Linked DNA regions of Homo sapiens: region 1 is linked to region 2. A link is an interaction called in ENCODE POLR2A ChIA-PET data of the cell type or tissue named here. Cell type or tissue: GM12878. All regions are shown on one strand. Links, peaks and the distances in the headings refer to the core of each region. The heading gives the core; the rest is flanking DNA.

Region 1 (17,096 bases), core at 4,989-9,988, 370 kb after region 2:
AGCTGGGCGTGGTGGTGGGTGCCTGTAGTCCCAGCTACTCGGGAAGCTGAGGCAGGAGAATGGTGTGAACCCGGGAGGTTGAGCTTGCAGTGAGCAGAGATCACGCCACTGCACTCTAGCCTGGGCGACAGAGTGAGACTCCATCTCAAAAAAAAAAAAAAAAAAAAAAAACACAAAACATACTACAGCTGTACAAAATATTTTCTTATATCTTTATTATATAAGGTTTCTTCTATTTTTAAATTTTTTATTTTGTACTTTTTAAACTTTTTTGTTAAAAACTAAGCCACAAACACTCACATTGGCCTAGGCCTACAGAGTGTCAGGATCATCAATATCACTGGTTTCCACCTCCACAGCTTGTCCCACTGGAAGGTCTTCAGGGCAATAACACCCATGAAGCTGTCATCTCCTATGATAATAATGCTTTCTGGAATACCTCCTGAAAGACCTGTCTAAAGCTATTTTATAGTTAACTCTTTTTCTTGATTAGTAGAAAGAGTACATTCTAAAACAATGATATATAATATATGAAATAGATAAACTAGTAATGGTCATTTATTATCAAGTATTATATACTGTACATAATTTATGTGCTATGCTTTTATATGACTGGCAGCACAGGTTTGTTTACAACAGCATCACCACAAACACGAGTGATACGTTATACTATGACATTATGATGGCTACAACATCACTAAGTGATAGGAATTTTTTTACCTCCATTATAATCTTATGGGCCCACTATCATGTATGGGGTCCATTGTTAACCGAAATGTTGTTATGCAGCACCTGACTGTACACTGATGCATCTTCAGATAAATTAATATAGAGACACTGCAGTATATTTTAATGATTAAAATTTTAAAATGAAAATAGAAGAGGTTCTCTTGACATTCATGCAATATTAATCTATTTTTAAGAATGATTGAAAATTTAAAGAAATACGAAGATTTTGGAAACAGTAATTTGAAACTAAATGCCCAATAGAAACTTACATAACAAGTTTGAAGCAGAATTTATCTGAAAACTGACAACTGGACAACAGAAAGACAAAGGAAAATTATAAAGTCAGACTATCTCAAAATGCACAGAAGACTGTGTATATTTACCTCTTTAAAATATATTCTACAATATTGCTACATCAAAATTTTCATTAAAATTGTAATGACATTCATATGGAATAGAATCCCTCTGAAAGTATTTCCAAACTTGTGTGGGAAGACATCAAACTCCAAAAAATCTTAGGACTTTAGGGACTTTAGAGATCATTTGAGCCAGGCATAGTGGCTCATGCCTGCAATCCCAGCACTTTAGGAGACCAAGGTGAGAAGAAAACTTGAGGCAGGAGTTCAAGGCCAGCCTGGGCAGAACTGGCGAGAACCCCATCTCTAAAAATATGAAAAAATAAAGTAGCCGAGAATGGTGGCACACACCTGTAGCCCCAGCTATTGGAGAGGCTGAAGCAGAATTGCTTGAACCCAGGAGTTCAAGGCTGTAGTGAAGTATTGCACGATTGTGCAACTCACTCCAGCCTGGGCGTCACAGCAAGGCCCTGTCTTTAATTAACAAGTACATACATACATCATACTTGAGAGATCGTTTGGTCCAATTTTCTTATTTTTTTTATCATTAAATTTTTTTTTCTTTTCTGTTTGTTTGTCCCAGAGATTCCAGAATTTTCTTATTTTAGAGAAGAAAATGGAAAGGCCAAAGAGAATACTAGAAACTAGGACCTTAGAAAAAGTTCTAGGGGCCGGGCATGGTGGCTCATGCCTGTAATCCCAGCACTTTGGGAGGCCGAGGCGGGCAGATCACGAGGTCAAGAGATCGAGACCATCCTGGCTAACACAGTGAAACCCCGTCTCTACTAAAAATACAAAAAATTAGCTGGGCGTGGTGGTGGGCGCCTGTAGTCCCAGCTACTCAGGAGGCTGGGGCAGGAGAATGGCATGAACCCGAGAGGTGGAGCTTGCAGTGAGCTGAGATTGTGCCACTGCACTCCAGCCTGGGCGACACAGCGAGACTCCCTCTCAAAAAAAAAAAAAAAAAGAAAAGTTCTAGGGGTTTGGGTCCCTCTGCAGAAAGCCCAGTTAGAATGACTGGACACAGCAGCCTATGATAAAGGTAAAAGAGAACCTTTGTCAATGGTAAGGAGAATGACAGATGCTGGGTAACTAGCTCCCCATCCATCTGTCCAAGGCATGGTGCCACGGCAAAGGGATACAGGCAAGGCCTTTCGCTGTTCAGAATTCCACTTCTTACTTAGGAAGCCAAATATCAAGTCTCCACTCCCACGCTTTCCATTTGGTCACCTCAGTCTAACAGAAATGAGAAAACAAGAGTAAGAGCTGACCAATATCAGCACTTTCCACCTTTCTGAGAGCTGGAAACAGTAACATTTCCTCTAAAAGTCCTGATGCCTTTTCTCCACAGCCAACCAGTAAAAAGTCTGGGGAAGACAATAAAAGTGACCTAATTCCTATTTCAAAGTACAAAGCTAAACCTTAGGGTATTTATAGGCCTGGTGTCAGCCTTGTCCTCAACTCCCCTCCTATCATGGACAGCCTGCTCTCCACACACACTGCTCCCATGCCAAAAGTTCAGCCAGGACCTCTCGTTTCTACACTTCAAATGCAAATAAACTAGTTGATGCACTTCTCTGTAAGGATAAAAAAATACCACTACCTATTTAGGTTTGAAATAGCCCATAGTCTCAGACCAGTCTGGGTATTATTTAAAACAAACAAACAAACAAACAAACAAACAAAGCAGTGAATAGCTCATAGTAATAGAAAGAAAAAAAAAGAGACTTGGCAATAAAAAACACACTATCCAGCTATGAAAGAACCTGATACATGTAATACAAATCCGAAAGGTTCCTATCCAACTTCTGTCCAATAAGTGGCCAAGAGATAAGAACAGATAATTCAATAGGAAAAACCCCAAACAGTAAAACACTTGAGAAAATGCTAGTAATTAAAGAAATGTGAAACAAATTATAAAAGCATCACTTTGTCAATTAAATTAGCAAAATTAAAGAGAAGTTAGAAAACTCAATATAGGATGCAGCATAGCTACAAAACCCACTCTACTTATGGGACTATTACTTCGAGAAAATAATTTAAAAGAAAAGCAGGCTGGGTGTGGTGGCTCACGCCTGTAATCCCAACACTTTGGGAGGCTCAGGCAGGTGGATTGCTTTAGCCCAGGAGTTTGAGACTAGCCTGGGAAACATGGCAAAAACCCATCTCTACAAAATATTAATATATAGAAATTAGCCAGGAGTGGAGGCACACACCTGTAGTCCCAGCTACTCAGGGAGGCTGAGATGGAGGATCACCTAAGCCCAGGCAGTCAAGGCTGCAGTGAGCTGTGATCACACTATTGCACTCCAGCCTGGGCGACAGAGACCCTGTCTGAAAATTTAAATTAAATTAAAAATTAAAAATATAAAAAAGAAAAAGAAAAACTGTTATCAACACAGAGATAAGGTTCTACTACATATAATGAATCAAAATTTAAAAAGGATAGTTAATCTATGGCATTCTGGTTCAATGTATTTTTATAATGTCATTAAAGATGATAAATATATTAGGTAAATGCATGGAAAATTCTGTATGAAATAATGCTAAGAACTTCTGGCCCCACTGAAGAGTATCCTCAGCCAATTTCAGCAAGGTTCTATAGTGCCTATAAAAATATACTTTAAAAAATGATACTAAATGAATAAGAGGAAAAAATAATAATAAGGCATACTGATTAAACTATTAAATTATGTTTACATAATGATAAGGGTTAGAGAAGGTAAACAGTGATTTTTGTGTTTTTGTTGAGAAAGGGTCTTACTCTGTTGCCCAGGCTGGAAAGTGGCATGATTATGGCTCACTTGAAGTCTTGACCTCCTGGGCTCAAGCAATCCTCCTGTCACAGCCTCCTGAGTAGCTGGGACTACAGGCACTTGCCACCACGCCCAGCTAATTAAAATTTTTTTTTGTACAGACGGGGTCCCACTATGTTGCCCAGGCTGGTCTTGAGCTCCTGTGCTCAAGCAATCCTCCCGCCTAGGCCTCTCTCAAAGTGCTGGAATTACAGGCATGAGCCACCACACCTGGCCTAAATAGTGATTTTATGGCACAAAGGTTTTTGTTCTTGTTTGCCTGCTTTGTTACTTTTATAGTCTTCTATAGAATCAGTTAAACACAATTTTGGAACCTCTCTGATTCTATAAAACCTACATCAAAAAAACACCCAAAGGATTTTCCCAGTTATGAATTGTCTACTACGCCAGTAAATGACAACAGGAATATGAGGCCAGGGTTTATTTACAGCCTTAGGCTATTTCCTAGGAAGCCAAAGATGCTCTGGAATTTTTGTTTGTTTTGAGATAGGGTCTCACTATGTTGCTCAGGCTAGTCTCAAACACCTGGGCTCAAATGATCCTCTTGCCTTAGCCTCCCAAGTAGCTGGGATTACAGGCGCATGCCACCATGTCTGGCTTCCAGAATTTTTGAAAAAGTAAACTGATTCTCCATTGTAACAACCTCACCCCTGTTCTCTGCCCCACACTTCCACCCACCTCCTGTCACCAAGAGCTGAATAAGTATATTCTCACAAGGATTTCTATTATCAGGTATAGAGTAAGGTATGTACCAAGGAGGGAAAGACATCAATGAAACTGCATAGCTGGAATGATTACCAAACACAGAGGCAAGACAGTGTCCCTGGTTAGCTTTAGGGTCTGCCTGTGCAGTCCTCATCACTGTGGCTATCGACTTGCTTGTCCTAGAAAGGTGAAGAATAGTAAATAACTCCTAAGGCTTTTTTTTTTTTTTTTCTGAGACAGAGTCTTTGCTCTGTCACCCAGACTGGAGTGCAGTGGCATGATCTTGGCTCACTGTAACCTCTGCTTCCTGGGTTCAAGTGATTCTCATGCCTCAGCCTTCCAAGTAGCTGGGATTACAAACGTGTGCCACCACACCCAGATAATTTTTTTGTATTTTCAGTTGAGATGGGGTTTCACTGTGTTAGCCAGGCTGGTCTCAAACTCCTGGCCACAAGTAATCCGCCCGCCTCAGCGTTCCAAAATGCTGCAATTACAGGCGTGAGCCACCACATGCGGCCAACTCCTAAGGCTCTTATCTGACTGGTATACAAAGGACCAGATGAATCTATCTAGTGACAAGTAATTTCGTTTTTTTTTTTTGTTTTTTTTTTTTTCCTTTGAGACGGAGTCTCGCTCTGTCGCCCAGGCCGGACTGCGGACTGCAGTGGCGCAATCTCGGCTCACTGCAAGCTCCGCTTCCCGGGTTCACGCCATTCTCCTGCCTCAGCCTCTCGAGTAGCTGGGACTACAGGCGCCCGCCACCGCGCCCGGCTAATTTTTTGTATTTTTAGTAGAGACGGGGTTTCACCTTGTTAGCCAGGATGGTCTCGATCTCCTGACCTCATGATCCGCCCGCCTCGGCCTCCCAAAGTGCTGGGATTACAGGCGTGAGCCACCGCGCCCGGCCGTAATTTCGTTTTTAAATCACTCCCGAGCATTAGGTCTTTATCTCCATTTTGGAGATCCTGGATAGAATCCAAAAAGAGCTCATATCATTATATCATTATATATCTCAGTCTGAAAAAAACATGGTAACACTGTAACTCTAGTCAGTCTAGTTCATTTGCACCAAATTTTAGAGGATCAGTAGTAAATAGGTGGAGAAACCACAAAGGATTATCTGAATCCAGTTGAAGTGCTCTCATGAGCAGAAGCCTCCTTTGACCAGCTGCCATGGATGTCCCAGCAAAACGGGTAGAGGAGGTAGATCGATCATGCTTACTGGCTTGCTTTAGAAAAACGGAAAGTTTTTACTAGCGCTTATGGCTGAGACAGCAAAGGAAGAGAAAGAGATATTTGCCATATACATATTGGACAATTTCAGAGACATAAAGGTTTGGGAGAAGACAGGGAGACAGGGCTGACTGGGGAGAACAAAATTTTTCAAATTAAAAAAATCAATCTTGAAGTCCCAGTGAACATCTAAAAATTTCCATTTAACTTCCTGCAAGGCCAGCCTCCAAGATGACTCCCAGTGATGTCCCCAGTGATTACATCTTTATGTATTTAGGTTGGTCTATGTGACTAATATAATATAGCAGGAGTGATGGTTACTCCTGAGGTTTACTTCTGAGGTTGGGTCAGAAAACAAAGTGTGGCTTCTGCTCTCTCTCAGATCATTCACCTATGGAGAATCTAGTTTCCATGCTGTGAGCAGTCCTATTGAGAGGCCCACATTGTGAGGAACTGAGGCCTCTGGCCAACAACCACATGAATGAACTTGGAAATGGATCTTCCAGCCCACCCCTTCAAATGACTGCTGCCCTGGCTGACATCTTGAGAGACCCTAAGCCAGAACCACTAGCTAAGCAGCTCCCAGATTCCTGACCCTTAGAAATTGTGTGAAATAGACCAGGTGCAGTGGCTCATGCCTGTAATCCCAGCACTTTGGGAGGCCAAGGTGGGAGGATCACTTGAGCCCAGGAGTTTGAGACTAGCCTGGGAAACACAGTGAGACCTCATCTCAAAAAAAAAAAAAAAAAAAAAAAAAAAGAAAATAAAATAAAAGAAACTGTGTGAAATTTTTTTTGTTTTTTAATTTTAAGCTGCCACATTTTGGGGGGTAATTTGCTACCCAGCAATAGATGGGTAGGAGAGGTAATTTGTTGGGGTAATTTGTTACCCAGCAATCGATAACATAATAACATAACATCAAACTAAGCAAGTTTGATGGGGAAATGTACCATTTGATATCATTATTTCATCTACTGGTTGAGAAAGAATCATCTGCAAATTAAAAGTGGTTATTGCCTATGATACCATTAAAAGCTAAATATGCCTAAAGAAGGGGCTCCACTGGAGGGAATGAATTGTCCTTCTCTTCCAACACTAATCTAAGGCTTGTCACAGCCAAAAAGGCCCCATCAGAAGAGTCCAACACAGTCCCCTCCCAGTAATTATATTACATATCCTACAGCCATAAATGGGGGTTAGTTAAGGGTAGGTTTCACATACAAGGCAGCCACTGTAAGGGTGTCGTCTCACATCAGAGCAGTCAAGGGGTTAAAGTTGAGGCAGCAAATTTATCCCCAGAGATATATGTCTAGCACAAAGCTGAGATTCACAAGATTCTCCCTGAGTTTTCCTTACCTCTAAATGCTGGAATAACTGATGCTCACTGAATTCCGATATTTGTATGAATAAAAATGAAGGGATTTAGCAAATCTTGTTCCTGCACACAGTTGTCAAAAAAAATCTGACCTTTACAACAGGAAAAAGAGGGGGGATTTAAAGATTTAAAGAAGAGGCAGTGACTGTCTGATGTATAACAAACCTTTGAAAAATTATGAAGCAGTGAAAATCCCCTACAGGTCCCAACAAAATGTGTCCAATTTGCATTCCAGCAAAGCTTTCCATACATACCATTTGGCTCCTGTGTGTACTTCCAGGCAAATAAATCCCGAGGAATAATCCCACTGGGACCTAAGTCTGATCTCTGATATATTACTGCTACACAGCTCCAGACCAGGCTCCACAAACTGCCTTTTTGGTTCCAAATAACTAAATCAAAGTCATCCTGATAAGCTTTGAAAACAGGGAATGCGAGGAGTGGTTTAATGAATGTTACAACTCAACCTATTATAGACCACAGTACATTAGGAGAAGAGAAAGAAAGACAGAAAAAAAAAAAAAAAAAAAAAAACCCTTATGCTTTTACATCCCCAAATCTCTCAAGGCCAAATCCAGACATACCTGTCATTCACCACACCTCACTATAAAGCCTTGTTCAAAGCCTGACTTTGATCAAATGGTTAGGATGAATTTGCAAACCCAACAACACTGTGTATTGTGGTGGGGAAAGGAGGAAGGTAAGTAGAGGCTACAATTTTGTTTACTTTGAAAACAGGTTCAACCTTTTTTTTTAAAGCAACCAATGGCAGCAATAAACACTAAAATGTATTCTGATTTATAATATTTCAAGGAGATACAGCAAACACATTAAATAGCAAAATAATTTTTTTCTAAAAGTTAGAAAAACCTACCACTCAACATATAAACTGGAGAAAACAGTCAAAGAAAAAAAAAGAAGGAAAGCTACAATTCTAGAAAAAACGGAGAGAGCTAGAAGTTCCAGCGTCCTAGATTTCTGTACCAGTTTTCTCCTTTCACAAGAAGAAACTAATTTTCACCTTTCACAAGAAGAAAATAATTTTCACAAAAGAAAAACAAACTAAAACATTAATCACAGTGACTATTAGACAAATCACAAAATATATAGATGCAAGAAGTAGAAACTGAGAGACTAAAAAAGAGAGGGGTAAGAAGAGAACACTTAGGAACTCAACAGTTTGATGTAGAAGACATCAAAATAAGAAACCACCCAGCCACACAGTAAGGAGATGGGAACATTAGAGTTTTAATATCTGTACATAGTATCATTGTAAGTAGTGGCGAAGTAACATCCAAATTCAGTTTATATAGCACCTTAAAAAGAGCCAGTCATTTATCAGGAATTAGAGTTAACTCCCTCCCCAGAAGGTTATTCTGTGAGCAGGAAGATAAGCTGGTAATGTGTAAGCAAACTGAGCTACCTGTATAGTCAGCAAGACCTAGCCTATTGCCTGGTCCAGGATTCTGATGGCAAATGAAACCAGAAATACCATCATCTACTTTCAAGACCCAAAGTGTAACTGACACTCTTCTTTTGGCAAGTCAGAATTCGACCCTGTCTAGGCAACCTGTAAAATCTGTAAAATCTGTGTTCGCTGTTTATTGGAAATTTTGGAAGAAAGTAATCCTTTAGTATAAAAGCTAAAATCTCAATACCTTATTTGGCCCAGAAGAGCCATCCAGTTATTTCAGGAGAGAAGCATGTCAGAAGATCCATAAGACCTGAAAGGAGCTTTATCATCAAAGTCCTATCCAGTCTCAAAAGCTTTTGAAGCTATATAAAACAAAACAAACACAAATAACAAGTGTTGGTAAGGATGCGGAAAAACTGGAACCCTCATGCATTCTTGGTGGGAATGTAGTATGGTTCAGCTGCTATAGAAAACTGTTTGGCAGTTACTCAAAAAGTTAAACATAGAATTACCATACAACCCAGCAATTCCAGTCCTAGGTATATATCCAAAGGAATTGAAAACAGATACTCAAATACATGTATACACATGTCCCTAGCAGCACTATTCATAATTGCCAAAAGGAAGAAATGGTCCAAATGTCCATCAACGAATGAATGGATGAACAAATTGTGGTATACACACACAATGGAATATTATTCAATCCTAAAAAGAATTGAAGTGCTGATTCATGTTACAGCATGGATGACCCTCAAAAACATTATGCTAAGAGAAAGAAGCCAGACATAAAAGGACACATATTATATGATTCCATTTATATGAAATATCCAGAATAGGTAAATTTACAGAGACAGAATGCAGATGGATGGCTACCAGGGGCTGGAGGGGAAGGGAAAGTGTGGAGCAACTGCTTAATGGGTACAGGATTTCCTTTTGGGGCGATGAAAATGTTTTGGAATTAGATAGGGTACATTGTGAATGTACTAAATGCCACTATATTGTTTCACTTTAAAATGGTTAATTTTATGTTATATGCATTTCACTTCAGTTTTTTAAAAAAGCTCTTGAAAATACAAGTAAAGATCCTCTTATCTCTAATTTGACTTTATTTTTCTAAAGTGCTTTAACAGGATATGAGCTTCCCTTCTAAGAAACCATGAACAATTTCCAGTTAAAGCCTGTCGTGTCTCCTCTATAGTTTTTGTAGAGACAAGCAGGTACCTCAGTCCATAGTGCAAAGGGTCACTTGGGATTCTTGCAAAAAGTGAAACTTACCTAGTTGCTTTCCACTCACCAAAACTGGTTGCAGAAATGTCAGTGGACGTCTATGTCTGTATTCCCACTGGAGGCTCACTGAACCTAAGCTTCTTTAGCAGCTAAAAAGTCTCCCCTCCTTGGAGACTTAACATCTATTGAGACTTCACAAAGATTTCACATTATACAAGACCACAGTAAGAAATTTCCTCCTCTTCCACCACAGCTCAATTCGGAGTTCTTTGGAAACACAGGTACTTCACTGTCTCCTGTTTTGCATTCTGAATAAGAGATCCTCCCACGTTTTTCCCCTACCTACAGGTTAAAACTTGCCAACAGACAAGACTTACTGGTAGAAGCACTTTGAATAGTCATTCTTCATATTGTCACTTTGTCTTTCATATTTCTCTTTCAAATTGTTGAGGCAAAAGCATTTTCAGAGTATGAGGTCTATCCTCTAGTATTCAATACCTGTTACATCTTTGCTGTCATCAACAACCTCCCAGCCTCCTAGCAGAAGGCCTCAGTCACCCAAGCCCTTAAAGACTCCTATAATTGGTGGTTTATACTTTCTCCCCTGTCCTAATCCCACTTCATCATGCCATGAAGATACACAATATTTGCAAATTTTCTAAAGCTCTTTCTCATTGTTTTGCTCATTGCTATTTCCACAGCTTCCTTTTGGAGATAAAGCCAGGCCCTTCCTGGCCTCAAGAATTTACCTGTGCCTGGACACAACTAGAAGAGGGCAATAGTCACCAGAGGGTCCAAACACAGCTTCTATGCTCATAGCTACATATAATAAAAGCATAAACGGAGAATGATCCCCTTTCCCATTAATTAAAATGGCTCTACTAACAAGTGGTTGTTAAGGGTATCAATAAACTGCCTACCCTCTGTCATCTTAGGTTGAAGTACTTTAAAAGTTACCTTTTAGGATCCAGGTACTATCTTCACTACTACTTCTCTGGGCAAGATGAGTGACTCCTTACCTTAAGATCTGATGGTTTGTACCTCAATAGTTTCCACCTCCTTGTGATAATCTTTTAATAGTATCTAGGATCATTAGTAACCCGCTACTTTACCTCCTCTCACCTCTCCCCTTTACTCATCCCTCCGGACAGAGCATTCAGAGTCAGTTAAGTGCCATGTCTTATTGAATTTTTAAATTTTTCTACTATCTCTTAGCACTGCAGTTCTGTGAATCTCCTTACTCCAAGCCAGAACTTCAGCCTACCCAATTAGAGACTGGAATTTAAAAACTCATGTTCCTATTCCCAGATAGTTAACACCACACGTGCTGGAAATAGGCTAGTTGGGTTAGTGTTCATGCTATACTCTCAGCAGACTTTCCTACTGAACCTGGTATCCAACAACAGGGACCAGTAAGCAGCCTGAAGTCTGTTGCCAGGGAACAAGGCTAACTCAGGATTTTCTGCCATCAGTTCCTTTGGTAGACATAGCAGAATCAAAGAGAAAGGGGTTTTCCCAAAATAATTGTGATTAAAATAATAATGTTAATTTGTCTCCAGCAAGACAGAAGAGTCCAGGAACAAGCTAGACTCACCTCTGTCTCTTGTTCCTCTTCAGTAAATGGCCCACCTGAAGGTTAGCTGTAAGTCTGCCCTTATTCACGTGAAAAGCAAATAAATAACCTCATCGCCTTTTTCCAAATCATAATCACACTTTAAAAGAAGCTTTTACTGTATAACCTTGAAAATGTTACTTAATTTTTCTGGAACCTGAGTTTTATCTGTAAAAGGGGAATATTAATAAAGGCACAGTCTATCTTGTGAGTTTTTGTGAAACTTGAAAAGAATACAGGCGGCCGGGCGCGGTGGCTCACACCTGTAATCCCAGCACTTTGAGAGGCCGAGGCGGGTGGATCACAAGATCAGGAGATTGAGACCATCCTGGCTAACACGGTGAAACCCCATCTCTACTAAAAAATACAAAAAAAAAAAAAATTAGCCGGGTGTGGTGGTGGGCGCCTGTAGTCCCAGCTACTCAGGAGGCTGAGGCAGGAGAATGGCAGGAACCTGGGAGGCGGAGCTTGCAGTGAGCCAAGATCGCGCCACTGCACTCCAGCCTGGGCGACAGAGCGAGACTCTGTCTCAAAAAAAAAAAAAAGAAAAGAAAGAAAAAAGAAAAGAAAAAGAATACAGGCAAACTGTTACAGCCAAGTGGAACCTAACAAGATGTGATGACTAAATGTAATGTGGTATCCTAGATGGAATCCTTGAACAGAAAAAGGCCATTAAGTAAAAACCTAATGAAATCTGAATAAAGTATGGACTTTAATTAATGATGAATCAATATTTGTTCATTAATTGTGACAAATGTGTCATATTAATGTAAGATGTTAATAACAGGGGAAACTGGGCATTGGATAGATGAGAACTTCTTTACAACTCTTCTATAAATATGTTTATAGAAATAATCTATTATAGATTATGTATGAGTCTAAGTTATAATATAACAATTTATATAAATATAATTTATAGATAATTTATAAAAATATAATTTATAGATTATAATTTATGTGCTTTATAGATTCTAAAATTGAAAGGCTATAATGAAAAACCACTTTATAAATTATAAAGTTCTAGTCAATTGTAAAATATCACATAATTTAGTAGATTTAGTATTTTATGCAGATTGTTGGTAAGGTAGGTAGCTATCTTAAGTAGCTCAGATAACAGAGATCACTTGAAGAGTTAAGTGCTGGTGTGGAAGAGTCTAGCCCCCAGAAATATCCCAGCTGTTTCCTGCCAGCTGGTGCCTCATGTCTGACTTGCAATAGAGTTGATTTTCTTTACGTAATTATTTTTGCCTCTCAACCCGTCTATTTCACTAAAAGAACAGTAACTTTTTAAAAAGAGGCTTTAAGCAGATAGGTGCTTTAATTTAAAACTTCAAAAAGTGAAACTTAAGGCATGGGTACGATAATTTATTAGGTCCATTTCCTAACTGGCTGAAACAGATCTGATCTCTACTCCCAACTTCAAATGTAGAAACATGCAGACATCCAGAGATAGAATTCAGCAAGTGTACCCATCCCCTGCCAACTCCTGCTCTGCCCTGGGAAAAAAAAGAAAAAGAAGAAAGCAAAAGTCCCAGAAGTGCAGGAAATTGTTTCTCAGACGAAAGACAACACTTCCTTTCCCAGAACAATCCATCTCCCACACTGACATCCTGCTCCTGCTATATTTACCCAACCCAAATCTGCCGATGATATACTTCCAGCTGCACTCCTGCCACATGGTCCTGTCACTCAACTGGAGCACTCAGAGGGGAATCTGTCCAGAGGGCAGAGCCTGGAAATCACTACACACTAATCCATGCTTCCTCTATTGCTAGCCTTCAGAGTAAAGTGAGACAAAATATGGACAGTATTACTCCCTGTTTATTTTGGAAGTGACTGGGGAGACAAGAGGTACTTCATTTTATATAGTTGCTAATTTTGACTGCTCTCATGGTAGCCAGCAGAGGAACCTGAACAACGAAGAGATTGAAATGGGAGGTTAAAAATAACTCTGTTAATGCTAGCAAGCCAAAAAACATCACTTAATAGCCTCTTCCTACCCAACCCACTAGGATCAGGCTATCAAGTCACATTACAGGGTAAAACCTTCAGTTCCATGTAAACAGATCCAAGGAGTCAAGGATGGGACAATTTCATTCACCCCATCTCATCCTATCTCATAGAACATTCTACTGAAAGGGGAAAACCCACACACTGGACTGGGTAAAGGTAAATGTTAGAGCTGACTCCCATTTTCCTATTTTAGGAGTTCTGTATTCTCTGTCCTTCTCTCCTACCCTTGCCTCCCCATCCCCAAGTTCTTTGCTTCTGCCCCTTTCCTCTTTCTGACTCTCTAGTTGTTTTCTTTTGTCTCTACTTATTTCTCTCTCTCTCTCTCTCTCTCTTTTTTTTTAAGACAGGGACTCCTCTGTCACCCAGGCTAGAGTGCAGTGGTGCCATTATTACTCACTGCAGCCTTGATTTCTGGGGTTCAAGAGATCCTCCTGTCTTAGCCTCTCAAGTAGCTGGGACTACTGGTGTGTGCCACCATGCCTGGCTAATTAAAACAAAAAAAAATTTAGTAGAGATGAGGTCTCACTAGTTACTCAGGCTGGTTTCAAACTCCTGAGCTCAAGCAATCCTCTTGCGTCGCCCTCCCAAAGTGCTGGTCATTACAGGCGTAAGCCACTTTTTTTGAGGGCAAGGTTCCCTCGAAGAAACAACTGATAGCTGATAAGGCATTCATTAGTAATGGTCATAATTATCATATCATTAGCCTATTCTCCGTAGTAATAACAATAAAAAACCTGAGTCTCAAGAAGCAATACTTCTTTTTCTCTCTGCTTTTGGAGGCTCAGTCATGCATCCTAATCATGCTTCAAAGGAATGAAAGGAAAGGCACAAGGAAAAAATACAGAAAAATAAGAGGGAAGGAAAGAAAAAAATGATAGAAAAGGAGAATAGGAAAACGTTTCTCCTAACCTTTTCTCTCTTAAAGCTCCTGGACAATGGGCATTTCCAAACTTTATGGATTTTGTTAAAGCTTAAGTGGAAGTGCTTAATAAGATGAATCAAGCTATTAAAATAGATTTGAGAACAAAAGCTGAAATATAATGATGAATTCATAGCAAATCCCACTTATTAAAAGAGGGAGTAAATTTTAAAAAAAGAATCCACTTCACATGGCTGTTGTCAGTCTGGCTTAGAGAAAAAGCACTTATGCTGTTGGTTGAGTGGAGAACAAATTCCACTGGGTGATGTGGCCATTCTAGGAAATTACCAAGTTCCAAGTCAAGCCTCATTGAGCCAAACCTTTTTCCAATTTTCAAACTCTTTTTAGTTATTAGATTTAGACATAAAAAAATATAGATCTTTAGGGTATGCAATTGTGTTTCTTATAGGAAGAGAAACAAACAGAAGCAAGCTAGAAAGACAGTTTGTGTCCACCTAAGAACAAGTATTTTAAGCAACCACTCAAATTTCACCATAACTGCAACCAGAAATTGGTTCAGGCAAGAATTATCAATGTATGTTAGGTATTAGAGGGAAAGTTTAAAGAGGAGTATGATCTTCAAATGTTTCCCTACAGATTGCTTATTAGTTGCAAGGGGAAATAACATCTACACAGTAAATAAATCAGATTAACACTTGACCAGATGATCAAAATTAGTATCACCAATGAACAGCACCTGCAGTTGTGATACCCTGAGAAGGACCCTATATCAGTAGTGGTATATATTACAGATTCACGATAGACACACACCACCTGAATCTAACCATAAGAAAACATCAGACAAACCCAAAATGAGAAATATTCTTGAAAGAAATAAATAAATTAGGGAGACTATAGTTAACAATAATTTGCTGTATATTTCCAAATAGCTATAAGAGAAGATTTGAAATGCTCCCAACACAAAGAAACGACAAATGTTTGAGGTGATAGATATCCTAAATACAATCATTACACATTGTACTCATGTATCAAAATATCACATGTAACCAATACATAAGTATAATTATTATGGATCAATTTTTTAAAAAGAAAGAACACAGACATGAACTGGTCTGTAGTTATAAAAAATGTCAATGTCAGCTGGCTGTGGTGGCTCATGCCTGTAATTCCATCACTTTGGAAGACCAAGGCAGGAGGACCAGTTGAGGCTGGGAGTTCTAGGCTGCAGTAAGCTACGATCCCACCACCAGACTCTGTAAACAGTTATGGAGTTACAGATAACTCCATAACTCTAAAAAAAAAAAAAAGTGTTTTTGTTTAATGTTTTTTTGTTTGTTTTCTTAATCACCCAGGCTGGAGTGCAGTGGCATGATCATAGCTCACCGCAGCCTCCAAATCCTGGGCTCAAGCAGTCCTCCCACCTCAGCCTCCTGTGTAGCTGGGTCTACAGGCACACGCCACCATGCCCAGCTAATTTTTTTTATTTTTTGAAGCAATGAGTTCTCACTATGTTGCCAAAGCTGGTCTCAAACTCCTGGCCTCAAGCAACCCTCCTGCCTTGGCCTCCCAAAACGCTAGAATTACAGGCATAAACCACTGGCTGAAAAAATTTTAAAAAAATGTTTTTAATGCTAATGTCATGAAGCATAAAGAGAAGCTAAAGAACGGTCCCAGATTAAAGGAGACTAAAGAAACATGACAACTAATGTAATTTGTGATCCTTGGCTGAAGGGGAAAAAAAAAACAAATAATAAAAGTTTATTGACAAAATTGGAATATGAATAGTAAATTATTGTATCAATGCTAAATTTCTTGAATTTGATAACTATACTTAAATTAGTAAGAGAATATCCTTGTTCTTAGGAAATATGCACTGAAGTATTAAGGGATAAAAGATCATGATAGGCTGGGTGCGGTGGCTCACGCCTGTAATCCTAGCACTTTGGGAGGCCGAGGTGGGCGGATCACCTGTGGTCATGAGTTCGAGACCAGCCTGGCCATCATGGCGAAACCCTGTCTCTACTAAAAATACAAAAATTAGCTGGGCGTGGTGGCGGGCGCCTGTAATCCTAGCTACTCAGGAGGCTGAGGCAGGGAGAATCGGTTGAACCCGGGAGGCGAGCCGAGATCACGCTATTGCACTCCAGCCTGGGTGACAGAGCGAGACTGTCTGAAAAAAAAAAAAAAAAAGTCACAATGTATATAACCTACTCTCAAATGATTTAGAAAAATTTATTTATTTATGTACTTTTCTTTTTTTGAGACAGGGTCTAACTCTGTCACCCATGGTGGAATGCAGTGGCATGATCACAGCTCACTTCAGCCTTCACCTCCCAGATTTAAGTGATCCTCTTACCTCAGCCTCCCAAGTAGCTGGAACAGCAGGCACATGCCACTACACCTGGCTTTTTAATTTTTTGTAGAGATGGAGTCTACCTATGTTGCCCAGGATAATCTCAAATTCCTGAGCTCAAGTGATCCTCTCATCTTGGCCTTCCAAAGTGCTGGAATTATATATGTGAACCACTGTGCCCAGCCAAAAAATAATTTTATGTCTATATATACATACATACATACATACGTGTGTGCATGTGTGTGTGTGTGTGTGTGTGTGTGTAAGTAGCAAAAGGACATATGGGAGACCTATTATTCTTGCACCTTTAAATTTGAAATTATTTCAAAATAAAAATTCAAGAAAATTCACCATCTGTTCATTTGATTCAATGTCCTGATACC
Region 2 (5,000 bases), core at 1-5,000:
TTGTGGATAAAGAATAGTAGACCTGTATCATCAACACCACTTCGTAGGTGAGGGAACAAGGCCCGGGATGTACCTATGACTTGCCCAAGGTCACAGTGCTAGAAAGAGCAGGCAGGTGGATTTGAACCCATGCATGCTGGCTCCAAAGGTAAGGGCATGTGAGCTACAGGTGCAGGAAACTGCAGATCTCAATTTGGAAATGGCCCTCTGGGTGCCACCAGCCTGGTCCTGAGCCCAGCCCACCTTCATGAAGCTGACATCCTCCGTCTTATCAAAGAGCAGCTGCAGGGAGCCCAGCAGCTTCTTGGCCTCCTGCATGCGCTCCCCGAGGTGCAGCGCCTGCGCTGCGTTCTCGCTGCAGAACTTGGCCTGGGCCTTGTCTAGGACCTCCACTGTCTGCCGCAGGTCCTCGTCCAGCAGCTGGTGCAGCTTCTCGTACTGCAGCCGAACTTCCTCCTTCAGTTGGTTCACTTTCTCCTGCGAGTACAGAGGGCAGGAGTGGGCAGGCAGGTAAGCACTGGAAACCTTTGGTTTCCCCCCCTCTTACCCTTCTCACATCCTAGAACCCTAAGTCACCAGGCTGCCCCAGGCTCCCAAGGGCAAGGTCTGACCTGCCAGTTCCCCACTGGTAGCACAGGGCTCTGGGCCAGCATCCCCTGGCACCAGTGGGCATCCACGGGCAGTTGATTGAATGACTGATGGAGTGGTTCTGGCATAGGGCTACACAATCAATCCTTAGTAAGGAACTCACCCAAAGCCCTGCGCTCAAGCCACCCCCACCCCGCAGCATGGCCTTGGGCTTAGCTACCTCCACCAGGCGCTTGTCTGACTCGAGTTTGTACAGCTGGTCCTCAATGTCCTGCTCTCGCTCCTCCAGCCGGTCCTGCTGCTTCATGAGCATCTTCTGCAGGGACATTTGGGTGGGAGTATCAGAGGGACTGTGGCTCCAACCCTGACCCATGCTTCCCTCTACACAACACATGCATCCTATGGATCCTTTGACCCGATGGCACCAAGCCTCTGCTACCCAGCCCCTTTGGCCCCCTCCAATCCCAGGGGCCTATTCCCAGCTCTCCCCAGAATAGCTTCCCATGCATATTTATTTATCTTATTATTTTTTTAGATGGATTCTCACTCTGTTGCCCAGGCTGGAGTGCAGTGGTGCGATCTCGGCTCACTGTAACCTCCGCCTCCCCGGTTCAAGTGATTCTCCTGTCTTAGCCTCCCGAGTAGCTGGGATTACAGGCGTGCGCCACAACGCCCAGCTAATTTTTTTGTAGTTTTAGTAGAGACGGGGTTTCACCATGTTGGCCAGGCTGGTCTCAAACTACTGACCTCAAATGATCTGCCCGCCTCGGCCTCCCAAAGTGCGGGGATTATGGGCGTGAGCCACCATGCCCAGCCCCCATGCATATTTAAACCCTGAGCTTTCTGAGGGCAGGGCTACACCAACCTCTGTTCTAAACACTTTTCCTGTACAGATTTATCTAATCATCCCAGTAATGTCATGAGATAAGTACTATCATTATTCTCATTTCACAGAAGAGGAAACTGAGGCCTAGAGAGGTTAAGTAATTTGTCCACAGTCACACAGCTTGTAAATAGCAGAGCTTGGGCACAAACACAGGTGATCTGGCAGCAGGGTCCGTTCTTACCCAGGCTGTGCTGCCTCTCCCTGGGGAGCATCCTCTAAGAGATGAGTACCCTAAGATGCAGGGGGTCAAATTCCCTTCCATAGCCACGTGAACCTCTGTCCCAGTCCAAAGATCTCACTTTACCCTCGCCTTACATTAGGGGGCATCAGGCCAGTCACCCCCTCCCTTGTTCTTAAGACTGAGAGCTAGGACTCTGGAGTCCTGGCTAGCTCCCTCAGCCCCCTCAGTGGGACCCAGGCAGAAAGGAGATTTGAGGTCTCCTAAGACCTGAGGCCAGGCTGCTGGAAGGTGCTGGACCAAAGTGCTCTTCTCAGCTCATAATCTCCTGTCCCCACAACCCCTTTCCTGCCAGTCACTCCATCTCTCCTGCCCTCCTCTCACCAGATATGCCTCTTTAGACAGGCTCTCTCCCCTGCTCAAAAACTCTCCGTGACTCCGTCCTATCAACTACTTTAGCATGGCAATGAAGGCTCTTTTACACCCTGACTCTTCCAGCCAGCTGGGCTGGTATCCTGTCCCCAGCCCTCCACACATGGAAACTCCCTGTAGCTCTAGGTACATTCTTCTGCAGCCCACAGTGCCTCCTCCCTCCCCTGTCTATTCTTCAAGGCCCAACTGAAGTCCCCACTCCTCTAGGAAACTTTCCATGACCCCTGCTCTGAGCCTGTGCAGGTCCCTCCCTGTCCTGGCTACGGGGTGGGGCTGTCCCATTCTGCCCTCCCTCTCAGGTTGTGCTGTCCAATATGGTAGCCACTAGTCATATGTGGCTATTTAAATCCAAGTTAACAAAAAATAAAAAATAAGGTCAGGTGCTGTGGCTCATGCCTGTAATCCCAGCACTTTGGGAGGCCGAGGCAGGCGGATCACCTGAGGTCGGGAGTTCGAGACCAGCCTAACATGGAGAAACCCCATCTCTCCTAAAAATACAAAATTAGCTGGGCAAGGTGGTGCATGCCTGTAATCGCAACTACTCAGGAGGCTGAGGCAGGAGAATCACTTGAACCCGGGAGACGAAGGCTGTAGCGAGCCAAGATCGCGCCATTGCACTCCAGCCTGGGCAACAAGAGCGAAAGTCTGTCTCAAAAAAAAAAAAAAAAGTTAAGTATCGGTTCCTCATGCACCAACCTCATTTCAAGTGCCCAGTACCTACGTATCACTAGTCTCAGATACTAAAGTTATAAAATGTTACCATCATGCAGAAGTTCTATTAGACAGCACTATTCTGGAGTCTTCTAATTGCCTCACAAACCATGGTCTCATCTCCCTACAAGACACAGGGCCTCTTAAGAATGGGGATTTGCTGCTGTCTTTCTCCACCTTCCTTCAGAGGCAGGCCACACAAAGGCCTGGGCGGCCTGAGATGCATAACAAATTCACTCAATAAGCCCATGGGTTCCATACACAAACTAAAATTTGCAAAGCAGCTCTGTGTAACCACAGACATTCACAGTAACTGTCATGCTGCAAGGAGTGGTTCTCTTTCTTCCTCTGTGGGGGCCTCAAAGTAACCCTCCAGTTCAACCCCATGACTCCCATCCCAGCCACTCCCAGCTGGCTCCCCGAAGACAAGCTGCCATCAATCCCTTCCTCACCCCGCCAGCCCATTTTACGTAGGGGCAAACCAAGGCCCACCACAGACTTCAGCCTGACCCTATTTTGTGTTGGAGGCTACTGTGGAAAAAACCAGAACCCTGGGAGCAGGAGGAAGTGTGGGGGTGAGGCTTTCACCTTATAAGCTGGGTGCAGGGGGCCCACACACAACTTAACCTTTCAGTGACCCAGGACAGGACCTCTAAAAGAATCAGGCCTGGGAGACCTTGCCCTGCCCCCAGAAGCACCAAGAGGCACAGGAATCTGCTGCCAGCCCAAGGGTCAGAGCCCGACAGCACACACAGCATGAGTGGGCAGGCGCAGGGGCACCTGGCACAAAGCTGCGCACGCACATGGGAATACCTTGCCACCTGAGCCCCGAGCCCGCCTCAGGTATGCTGGCGGGCACAGCCAGAGGTGCAAAGGCACTTGACCCAACCCCCTCACAGGGAAGGCTGGACCTCCTGGAGGCCCCAGACAATGGCAAGAGGCCTGGCACGATGGCGAGGTGGCCAGGACACTCTGGGAACATCAGGCCCACTGACCTCCCCTGGAACAATTGGCCCTCAAATTCTTGCCTGCTGGTTGCCCCAAGCCCACCCTCAGGAGGACAGGGCCCCCCAGGTGCTCTTCAGAGTCCAGGCTGATCCCTCCATCCAGTGCCCAGGACATCTGAAAGGCCCTGCTGGCCCCACACATCTCACACCACAGGCTTACTGCATGGCTGCTTCTCCACGACCAAACCCACCAGGAGCTGGTTCAGGGAGGATTCAGGTGAGTCCCAGGGGAGGGGTAGGAAAGAGGCAGCTCCAAGGTCCCAGCGCAGCTTCCTTGGGGACAGGAACTGAGCTGTCCACACCCACCCCGCAGGCTGGTGGGTGCCCCTTTGCCCCATCCCTTGCTGATGCCCAGGGAGTGACCCCTCAGGGCACAGCAGAGGGAGGGCCTTCCTGTCCAGTCCTGGGGGGGTGGGGCTCAGCCCCTTCCCTCTTCTTCCGGGCTTTCCTCAGCCTCCCCTGACAGCACTTCTACCCTGGGAGCCGGCAGGGTCTTCCCAAGCTTCTGTCTGTCCCAGGCAATCTGGGTGGGACACCAGCCCAGGCCACACAGTCCCTAGCAGGTGGGAGGGTTTCATTTCCCCCTCCTGCTGCTGAGGCCACTGGGCTCCTGTCTCTGCTGCAGGGGTTGGAGTGAGAGCAGGAAGAGGAAGGAGGCTGGCCAGGGGGTGCCAGCCAGGGAGGAGTCCGGGGGGCTGCACTGGTCTGGCCTGCTCTCCCTCAGGGCCAACTCCTGCTACAGACAGCGCCTGGGAGAACAGTGGGAGCTGCTGCCGCTTCAAGCCTGGGAAACTGGAAGGAAGATGGGAAATACCTGCCTGCCGTCCCCTTCACGACCCCACCCCAGTTCACCGAATGAGCAAATCAGGTTGCCAAGACACTGGAAAATGCTGGAAAACAGGGAGCAGAGGAAGCAAGGCCCAGACCCCCCACCACCAGCAGCCTCCTTTCCATCCCAACCCCCACCTGCCTCCCCAGGGAATGGCTAAGAGCCAAGGCCCCACTTCCCACCTGGGAAAAACCCATAGCTGAGATCCGACCAGATTTCCCAGCTCAGTTCAGAGCAAGTACTCTCTGCGCAGGCAGGTGGGCTGGAGGCACCTTACACATGCCACCGCCCCATCCCCCCACAGCAGTGCATGGCCTGGACTGCGTACACTGGAGCATGCAGGAGCAGAGCAGAGTGGAACGTGGCCTG

What was found. ChIA-PET counts read pairs that join two places held together with the same protein. Peaks named below come from ENCODE experiments on the same cell type or tissue, not always from the same donor. Only the 100,000 strongest peaks of a DNase experiment are listed, where the experiment ranks them.
Region 1: POLR2A ChIA-PET joins it to region 2 with 9 read pairs; 3 of 35 experiments call an interaction of 5 or more read pairs at or near these places.

Annotation. Positions count from the first base shown.
Region 1 is chr10:102,276,847-102,293,942 of GRCh38, reverse strand. All of the region lies in intron 3 of GBF1 (golgi brefeldin A resistant guanine nucleotide exchange factor 1), which reads right to left. Among named protein-coding and RNA genes, the nearest start is that of GBF1, 40 kb to the right of the region's middle. RefSeq lists a silencer at 2,217-2,511. In GM12878, for the core only: no CTCF peak of the experiment used is centred there; no DNase peak of the experiment used is centred there; H3K27ac peaks cover 863 bases.
Region 2 is chr10:102,650,557-102,655,556 of GRCh38, reverse strand. TRIM8 (tripartite motif containing 8) reads right to left here. Exons shown (of 6, transcript NM_030912.3): 2 at 809-904; 3 at 244-477. It overlaps LOC105378460 (a long non-coding RNA gene), which reads left to right and starts at 426. Exons shown (of 3, transcript XR_007062272.1): 1 at 426-510; 2 at 3,430-4,019; 3 at 4,428-5,000. RefSeq lists an enhancer at 2,394-2,443. In GM12878, for the core only: no CTCF peak of the experiment used is centred there; a DNase peak (open chromatin) is centred at 2,916; H3K4me3 peaks cover 2,670 bases; H3K27ac peaks cover 3,593 bases.